Regions from separate parts of the Homo sapiens genome. Here regions 1 and 3 are each linked to region 2. A link is a loop called in an ENCODE intact Hi-C map of the cell type or tissue named here. Cell type or tissue: A673. All regions are shown on one strand. Region 1 overlaps TSHR (thyroid stimulating hormone receptor). Region 2 has its middle 14 kb from the start of LINC02308. Region 3 overlaps STON2 (stonin 2).

What was found. Peaks named below come from ENCODE experiments on the same cell type or tissue, not always from the same donor. Only the 100,000 strongest peaks of a DNase experiment are listed, where the experiment ranks them.
Region 1: it touches region 2 in a loop (9-fold over the local background); 39 of 110 quality-filtered maps call a loop at or near these places.
Region 3: it touches region 2 in a loop (7-fold over the local background); 103 of 110 quality-filtered maps call a loop at or near these places.

The regions. Positions count from the first base shown.
Region 1 is chr14:80,995,325-80,997,824 of GRCh38, forward strand. All of the region lies in intron 1 of TSHR (thyroid stimulating hormone receptor), which reads left to right. Among named protein-coding and RNA genes, the nearest start is that of TSHR, 41 kb to the left of the region's middle. RefSeq lists a silencer at 1,208-1,267. In A673, a CTCF peak has its summit at 1,156 (motif pointing right); a DNase peak (open chromatin) is centred at 1,197; H3K27me3 peaks cover 1,032 bases.
Region 2 is chr14:81,463,297-81,465,796 of GRCh38, forward strand. No RefSeq gene overlaps it. Among named protein-coding and RNA genes, the nearest start is that of LINC02308, 14 kb to the left of the region's middle. In A673, CTCF peaks have their summits at 1,404 (motif pointing left) and 1,611; a DNase peak (open chromatin) is centred at 1,395; H3K4me3 peaks cover 709 bases; H3K27ac peaks cover 427 bases.
Region 3 is chr14:81,268,347-81,270,846 of GRCh38, forward strand. STON2 (stonin 2) reads right to left here. Exons shown (of 8, transcript NM_001394390.1): 7 at 2,324-2,500; 8 at 1-151. The coding sequence ends at 68. Among named protein-coding and RNA genes, the nearest start is that of GTF2A1-AS1, 48 kb to the left of the region's middle. In A673, a CTCF peak has its summit at 1,261; a DNase peak (open chromatin) is centred at 1,245.

The DNA.
Region 1 (2,500 bases), 470 kb before region 2:
TACTGGATATATACCCACAGGAATATAAATAATTCTATTATAAAGACACATGTGTATGTTTATTTCAGCACTATTCAGAATAGCAAAGACATGGAGTCAACCTAAATGTCCATCAGTGATAGACTGGATTAGGAAAATGTGGTACATATACACTATGGAATACTATGCAGCCATAAAAAAGAATGAGATCATGTTCTTTGCAGGGACATGGATGGAGCTGGAGGTCATTATCCTCAGCAAACCAACACAGGAACAGAAAATCAAATCCCATATATTCTCACTTATAAGTGGGAGTTAAATTATGAGAACACATGGGTGCATAGAGGGAACAGTACACATTGGGGCATTTTAGAGGCTGGGGGATGGGAGGAGGGAGAGGATTAGGAAAAACGACTAATGGGTACTAGGCTTCATACCTGGGTGATGAAATAATCTGTACAACAAACTCCCATGACACAAGTTTACCTGTGTAACAAACCTGCACTTGTACCCCTGAACTTAAAATAAAAGTTAAAAAAAAAAAAAAGAATAAAGGGTAGCAAACACACCTTCTTGCTACAAAAGAAAAAAACAGTAGGCTATTGGTAGTTAAGTTTTGGGGTAGTCAAAAGTTATGTGCAAATTTTTGATTATGCCATTGTCGACACTCCTAAACCCCTCCATTGTCAAGGGTGAACTGTATCTGTTTTTGTAAGTCTTTTATGAAAATATTTTTAAATGTCAGTTTTTTGTTGACCCTGCATGATTGTGATAGAATTTTTCTACCTCGTGTCTCCAAAACAGATGTTGTTCCCTTATAATTATAATACATTTTACAAAATCGCAACTGCAGAGTGTTTTGTTGAAGTGATCATCTTAAATGAATGCATGAGCCGTAACCGGATCAATCATTCTTACTCCTGTCAAGCTTTCAATTACATTCCAGAGTCCCAGCACAAACCTAGCAGCTTGTTGGAACATCTAGATGCCCTTTGCTTCTACATCCTCCCTCTTTCCTCCCAGATTTGGATTACCTTTAAATGAGCTATTATCTGATATGATGCCACAGTTTCCATGATTCGTATTCATTTTTTTAAAACTTTCGTCTATGATCTAGTAAGTGACGATGACTGGTTTATTGCAAAATTTTCTGAATCACTTTGCTCTGTCAGATTAAGCTTTCAGCTAACCAGCAGAGGGAGCACAAAGAGACACACTGGTTTCATCTCAGTGTACAGGGAGTCTAGTTACTAAGTGGACGAAGAACTCCCGCACATTGAGATCTGGTCCTCAACTGGCAAGAAGCACTGTTCGAGCAATCAGGAAAATCTGGGCTTTAAGCAGTGGCACCACTACGAATTTATTCTCTTGCCTAAGATTACTTGGAATTCCTATAGTAGTGGGGGAGGGGGGACTCTCTTTTGTACTAGTTCCTCCTTAAATTTTAAAGAAATTGAGCCCGTGGACTGAGGTGGGTGCGGATGGTGGGATGCAGAGGAAACAAAAATTTCTTCTCATCTAGCTTCCACTCCAAATCTGTTTCTCCCAGAGAAAATACAAGACTTAGGAGTGCTGTATGAAGTCTCTTGCTGCTCTATTCTCTAGGAAACCTAATATGAAATCATTAAGCTACTGAATGTCAGTTTCTTCAACAGTAAAGAAGACACATTATTATTGCTGTTATTATTACTACTACTACTACCACCACCACCACTACCACCATTACTATCCATTTAGTGACTTCTGTTTTCTCTACTTAATCTCACTTATTCAGCATATCAGCCCTAAGAGGCAGATTTTATTGCTCCCATTTTACAGAAGAGGAACTGGAGGCTTAAAGAAGTTGAAGAACTCAACCAACGTCAAGCAACTAGAAAGGAAACTGGAAGAAGGTGTCTCTGATTCCAAAGCTCCATGCTTTTCATCTGTGTTGGTAATAAAAAGAATAATACCATATCACAGTTATATTGTACATTACAAAGCACTTTAACCTTTATCATCCCCACCTCGGGATAATTCTGTGAGCTAAACACGGACAAATAGTAACATTCACCCCTCCCTATCTCTCTTTACCTCTTTAGCTCCTATTTTTAAAAAACAAGCAATTAAGGGAACTAAAGCTTACAAAATGTAAAGGATTTTTCTAAGGTCACATAGATGAAAAATGGATTTGGGATTAAATGGGTTTTATTCCTGTAGTTGCCACATCACACTGCTTTGCCACATAGAGAGGAAGAGACCCAGCTTTGCCTCCAACTAGCTCTTTTACCCTAAAATGATCATTTAAACCCTGGAGTTCTTGCATATATAAAATAGATGGGAGTAACAATAATAATTAATACTTATGTTAACAACCTCACGGTATTCACAAAGATCAAATGAAATACGGAGATAGTTATGAAATAAGTAAATAATATACAGACAAATATAGTTCTATTGTAAGATTATCCTGGGTGTTGAAACTAGGTTATGTCTGACTTCTGGCAAAATTACAGGACAGGGCAGGTTAGTGTCTAATCTG
Region 2 (2,500 bases):
GAGGGAGACGAGGCAGAGGGAGACGAGGGAGATCCTAAAAAAGAATTCTTCTAAGGAGCCCTTTTAGACATTTTCCCCTCCTAATTGTCCTTCTCCTCCCCACTATGTATAAAACTTTAATACCACAAATATACTGTCTATCTGTTTATGTTTATACATAAAGCTGTTTATAGGACCTCTTGGAGGATGACAAACCATTGTAATATCTAGGACTTTTTCACACCCTACCGGGAGCCCATTCTCTCCTCCTTGGAGTCACATCGCTCCCATTGACCACTCACGGTATAGGATGACTGTGCTAGTTTCCTAGGCTTATTGTAACCAATTACACCACAAACTTGGTGGCTTAAAACAACAGAAACTTATTCTCTCATAGTTCTGGAGTCCAGAAGGTCAAAATTAAGGTGTCTGCAGGGCTGTGCTACCTCCGGAGGCCCTAAAAGGGAACCCTTCCTGACCTCTTCCGGCTCCTAGTGGCTCCTGGCATGGCTTGTGGCAGCTGAACTCTGATCTCTGCCTCCATCTTCACAAAGCATTTTCCTCTGCTCTGTGTCTTCTCCTTTTCTGTGTGTCAAATCTCCCTCCACCTTTCCCATATAAGGACACCTGTTGGCCGGGCATGGTGGCTCACACCTGTAATCCCAGCATTTTGGGAGGCCGAGGCGGGTGGATCACGAGGTCAGGAGTTCAAGACCAGCCTGGCCAAGATGGTGAAACCCTGTCTCTACAAAAAATACAAAAATTAGACTGGCGTGGTGGCAGGTGCTTGTAATCCCAGCTACTCCAGAGGCTGAGGCAGAGAATTGCTTGAACCCAGGAGGTGGAGGTTGCAGTGAGCCGAGATCGCACCACCGCACTCCAGCCTGGGCGACAGAGTGAGACTCCCTCTCAAAATAAATAAATAAATAAATAAATAAATAAATAAATAATAAAATTTAAAAAATAAGGACACCTGTCACTGGATTTTGGGCCCACACTGATAATCTAGAATATCTCAGCTGGTGATCTTTAACTTTTTCCAAATAAGGCTACACACACAGGTGCCAGTGCCTAAGACATCTCTTTATGGAAGCCATCATTTAGTCACGATGATGACGAAAATATTTCTAGAGGCAGGGGGTGCATCACTTGCCTACAGAGGAACGTCACATTCATTCTTCAGCGACATCAGCCAGAAAGCTGTGTACACGTCACAACTCACACTGCTGGCCTAGTGTACTTTTTAACATTTTGTGATGTTTCTAGTAGTTACAGTGATTTTATTCCAGGAAATCTGGGGAGCACCTGTCCCTCAGATTTTGCCTACCCCAGAAAAGACGTCTGAAAAACTTCGAAAAACCCAGAAAGTTTTATCGCCTAAACTTTGCCTCAGATGTAGCCCTTTTGTGCCCTCTAGTGGAAATTACGGTAACTGCAGTCATACTTTTCCGAGGAACCGGTAGTCGCAGATTTAAAAAGATTAGTGAGACATAAGTTGCGTTTCAACCCAAAAAAGGAGCTTGGACCGTCTATACTATGATCCAATCCAATGTACTGTGCATCTTTGAGAGAAGCAATGCTAAACAGAGCAAAAGGAAACTGCCTGAGTTGTGAATTCGGTTCTTCTCTGCCCTGCACTTCCTTTTTACAGAAACAAAAGAAGTGGAGGCTGCTTGGGGGAGGAAGACAGAATGATGACAGCTGTGTATCTCCTCCAGCCATAAAATCCTAAGAAGGGGGTGCAGCGCTTTCCTTAAAGAGATATTAAAACGTCTTGGTTTTCAGTTTTTAATCGTACTTTGGCCAGAGTATCACTACTTGGTAACACTTTCATTTATTTATTATTATTTTTTTTTTGAGACAGAGTCTCGCTCTCTCACCCAGGCTGGAGTGCAGTGGCGCGATCTTGTTTCACCACAACCTCCGCCTCCTGCAAGCAGTTCTCTGCCTCAGCCTCCCGAGTAGCTGGGATTACAGGTGCACGCCATTACACCCGGCTATTTATTTTTATTTTTATTTTTATTTTTATTTTTAGTAGAGATGGGGTTTCACCATGTTGGCCAGGCTGGTCTTGAACTCTTGACCTCATGATTCACCCGCCTTGGCCTCCCAAAGTGTTGGGATTACAGGCATGAGCCACCTTGCCCAGCCGGTAACACTTTTAAGAAAATCTAAGCAAATCCTCCAACTATATTTCTTGCAATTTCTCATCATTATGATCTCATGACAGTGTCAACCTACTGGAGGAAGAAAGACATGCGTGGAAAGGCCATGCCCCGTGTAAGAATATTCACGCCCAACAGCATCTCCAGGTAGCATTCGTGGAAGAGTTAGCCCCCAGCTCCGTCACAGTGCCCCTCCTTCCTGGCACAAGGCCTTCGCCTTAATAAGCATTCAGGCGGTGTTGAGTGGAATTGCCACACTGTATCAAGGAGGGCGGGGGCTGCCTTGGTTTCTTTTCAGCGGTGGCTTAAGTACTCAGTGTTTCCTGCTTTTTGGTTGGCAAAGGGCTTTGTCACTT
Region 3 (2,500 bases), 190 kb before region 2:
CCTATCATGACTCAGGAAGACACCCTATCATGACTCTGGGATCAGGATTCCTTGCCGCAAGGCTTTGTCACTGCACTCCACACTCCTTGGGATTTTCCATTTCATCTCCTTCAAAGTCCGGCTTCAAACTCTTTTTTTGCTCAATTTCCACCTGCCAAGAATAGAAGTTGGAGATAAAGATCAAAAAGAAGAGAAAAAGCATGCAAATAAATAAGTAAACCAAAACTCCATAGGTACTTTGAAATTTCTTATAATTTTGCTAACATTTTGGGCGTTAGCCACATTGGAGCTACTGGCCCTGAGTATATCATGTCTCTCTCTTTGCACATGTTCTTTAACTGGTCTGTAATTCCCTTTCCCTCATGGTCCACCAGGAAAATTCTTATTCTTTGCCTTGTACATTTGGTCAAAGATCACCCCTTCTGTGAAGCTATTTTTGACTTATTAAGTAGACTTAGGTACTTCTCTCTGTGAATATTTCCACCGTATCTTGCACACCTGTCTGGCTCCACTATACCATGGGCTCCACAAGACATGGGCAGGATCTTGTTCAATATTTTATGCAATAATGTAGGAATACAGTGGGCAATCGACAAAGATTTATCAAATGAATGAATTTCTTTGTAATTGACTGTTTGTACCCCCTCAATACTTGTTTTTTTCTTTTTTTGAGACAGGGTCTCATTCTGTTACTCAGACCGGAGTGCACTGGCACAATCTTGGCTCACAGCTCACCGCAACCTCCACTTCCCGGGCTCAAGTGATTCTCCTGCCTCATCCTCCAGAGTAGCTAAGATTACAGGCACGCACCACTGCGCCTGGCTAATTTTTGAATTTTTAGTAGGGACAGGGTTTCACCATATTGGCCAGGCTGTTCTTGAATTCCTGACCTCAAATGATCCACCTGCCTTGGCCTCCCAAAGGTCTGGGATTACAGCCATGAGCCACAGCACCCGGCCACCTCCAGTACTTTCTCTCTTTAGAAAACCTCCGAACTGATAAATACTGGAATGTTTACAGTTCTGCAATATCTTCTGCAAAATACTGTCACTGTAATTATCAAGAAATTAACAGATTAATCTTTGAAAGTAATACATCTCAACCGAAATCTTTGATAGCTCAGGCAAGGAATTCTTTGAGCTCAGGGTTCAGGTTGCTCCTCTCAGCACCACTCTGGATATTTATGACGCTTGACCTACAGGGTAATGATTCAACACACAACAGTCAGGTTTGAGGGAGGTGCTATTTTTTTCCTAGCCACAAGATGGAGTGTTTGTTCCTTTTGGTAGTTAAATATTTTAGCCCACACAGCTAAGGAAACATTTAGAGGAACAATAAATCACCATATAAATCCAAGGATATTATTATAAATAGAAAACCACTTTGCAAAATCCTTCTTTAACAAACTCCTTTTCCAATCGTTGGCATTTAATCTCCTATTGAATTTCTAACTCCCCAGGAAAGTATCACTTTCTATTTATGTCAGAAAACTCCAACTTTTATGATTCCTTCCACAGCCCTGACCCTGTTACTATTATAAACATTTGCTTGGCTTTTGAGTTTTGTCCTGTTATAGCCCAGTACCCAGGTCATGTGTGTCCTAACTTTGTTCAGGTCCACTTCATCAACTCTAACTGAAGCATATGCTTTGGGATAGCATTTTCTCCCCTCCATTTCCAAGCTCACTACTCTGTGACATAAATTATATTGCAAATGAATAATAACAATTCCTTTACCCCATTACTCTTTTTCTTTTTTTGAGACACAGTCTCGCTCTGTCACTCAGGCTGGAGTACAGTGGTGCAATCATGGCTCACTGCAGCTCAACCTCCCAGAGTCAAGTGATCCTCCCACCTCAGTCTCCTGAGTAGCTGGACTACATGCACAGGCCACCATGCCCGGCTAATTTTGTACTTTTTATAGAGATGGGGTTTCGCCATGTTGGCCAGGCTGGTCTTGAACTCCTGAACTCAAGTAATCAGCCCACCTCCACCTCCCAAAGTGCTGGGATTACAGGTGTGAGCCACTGTGCCTGGCCCCCATTATTCTTTTTGTTGTCATTGCTCATAATGACAGAAAGACATTATATTCTCCTCTTTGATGAGCCTCTTTATTTTTTTCCAACCTTTCTCTCATCCACTAGCCAGATTATGCATTTAAATCAGAGCAGACGCACCCACAGCTATGTATGGTGAACTTCCTCTAAGGCAGTAAGAGGTTACCAGGCGAACATAGTAAGCATGGCTAAAAGGAATAAGAGGGGGAGGGTAGTGGGGTGAACAAATGGAGTTGGAAGCATTAGCCAGATGCTTCCCAAGGCTACCTGGTAGCTGTAGTGTGCAGAATAATTGACCCACTTCCTGACGTCAGTCTTGTCTTCTACAGAGATAGATCTCACGCTGGCTTTGGAGGCAGAAGTTGTGGGCATGCTGAACTCGACATTCACGTGATTGGCAAATCTGGAAGGCACTTCCCGGTCAGAGCCGAGTTCAAGGTGGCA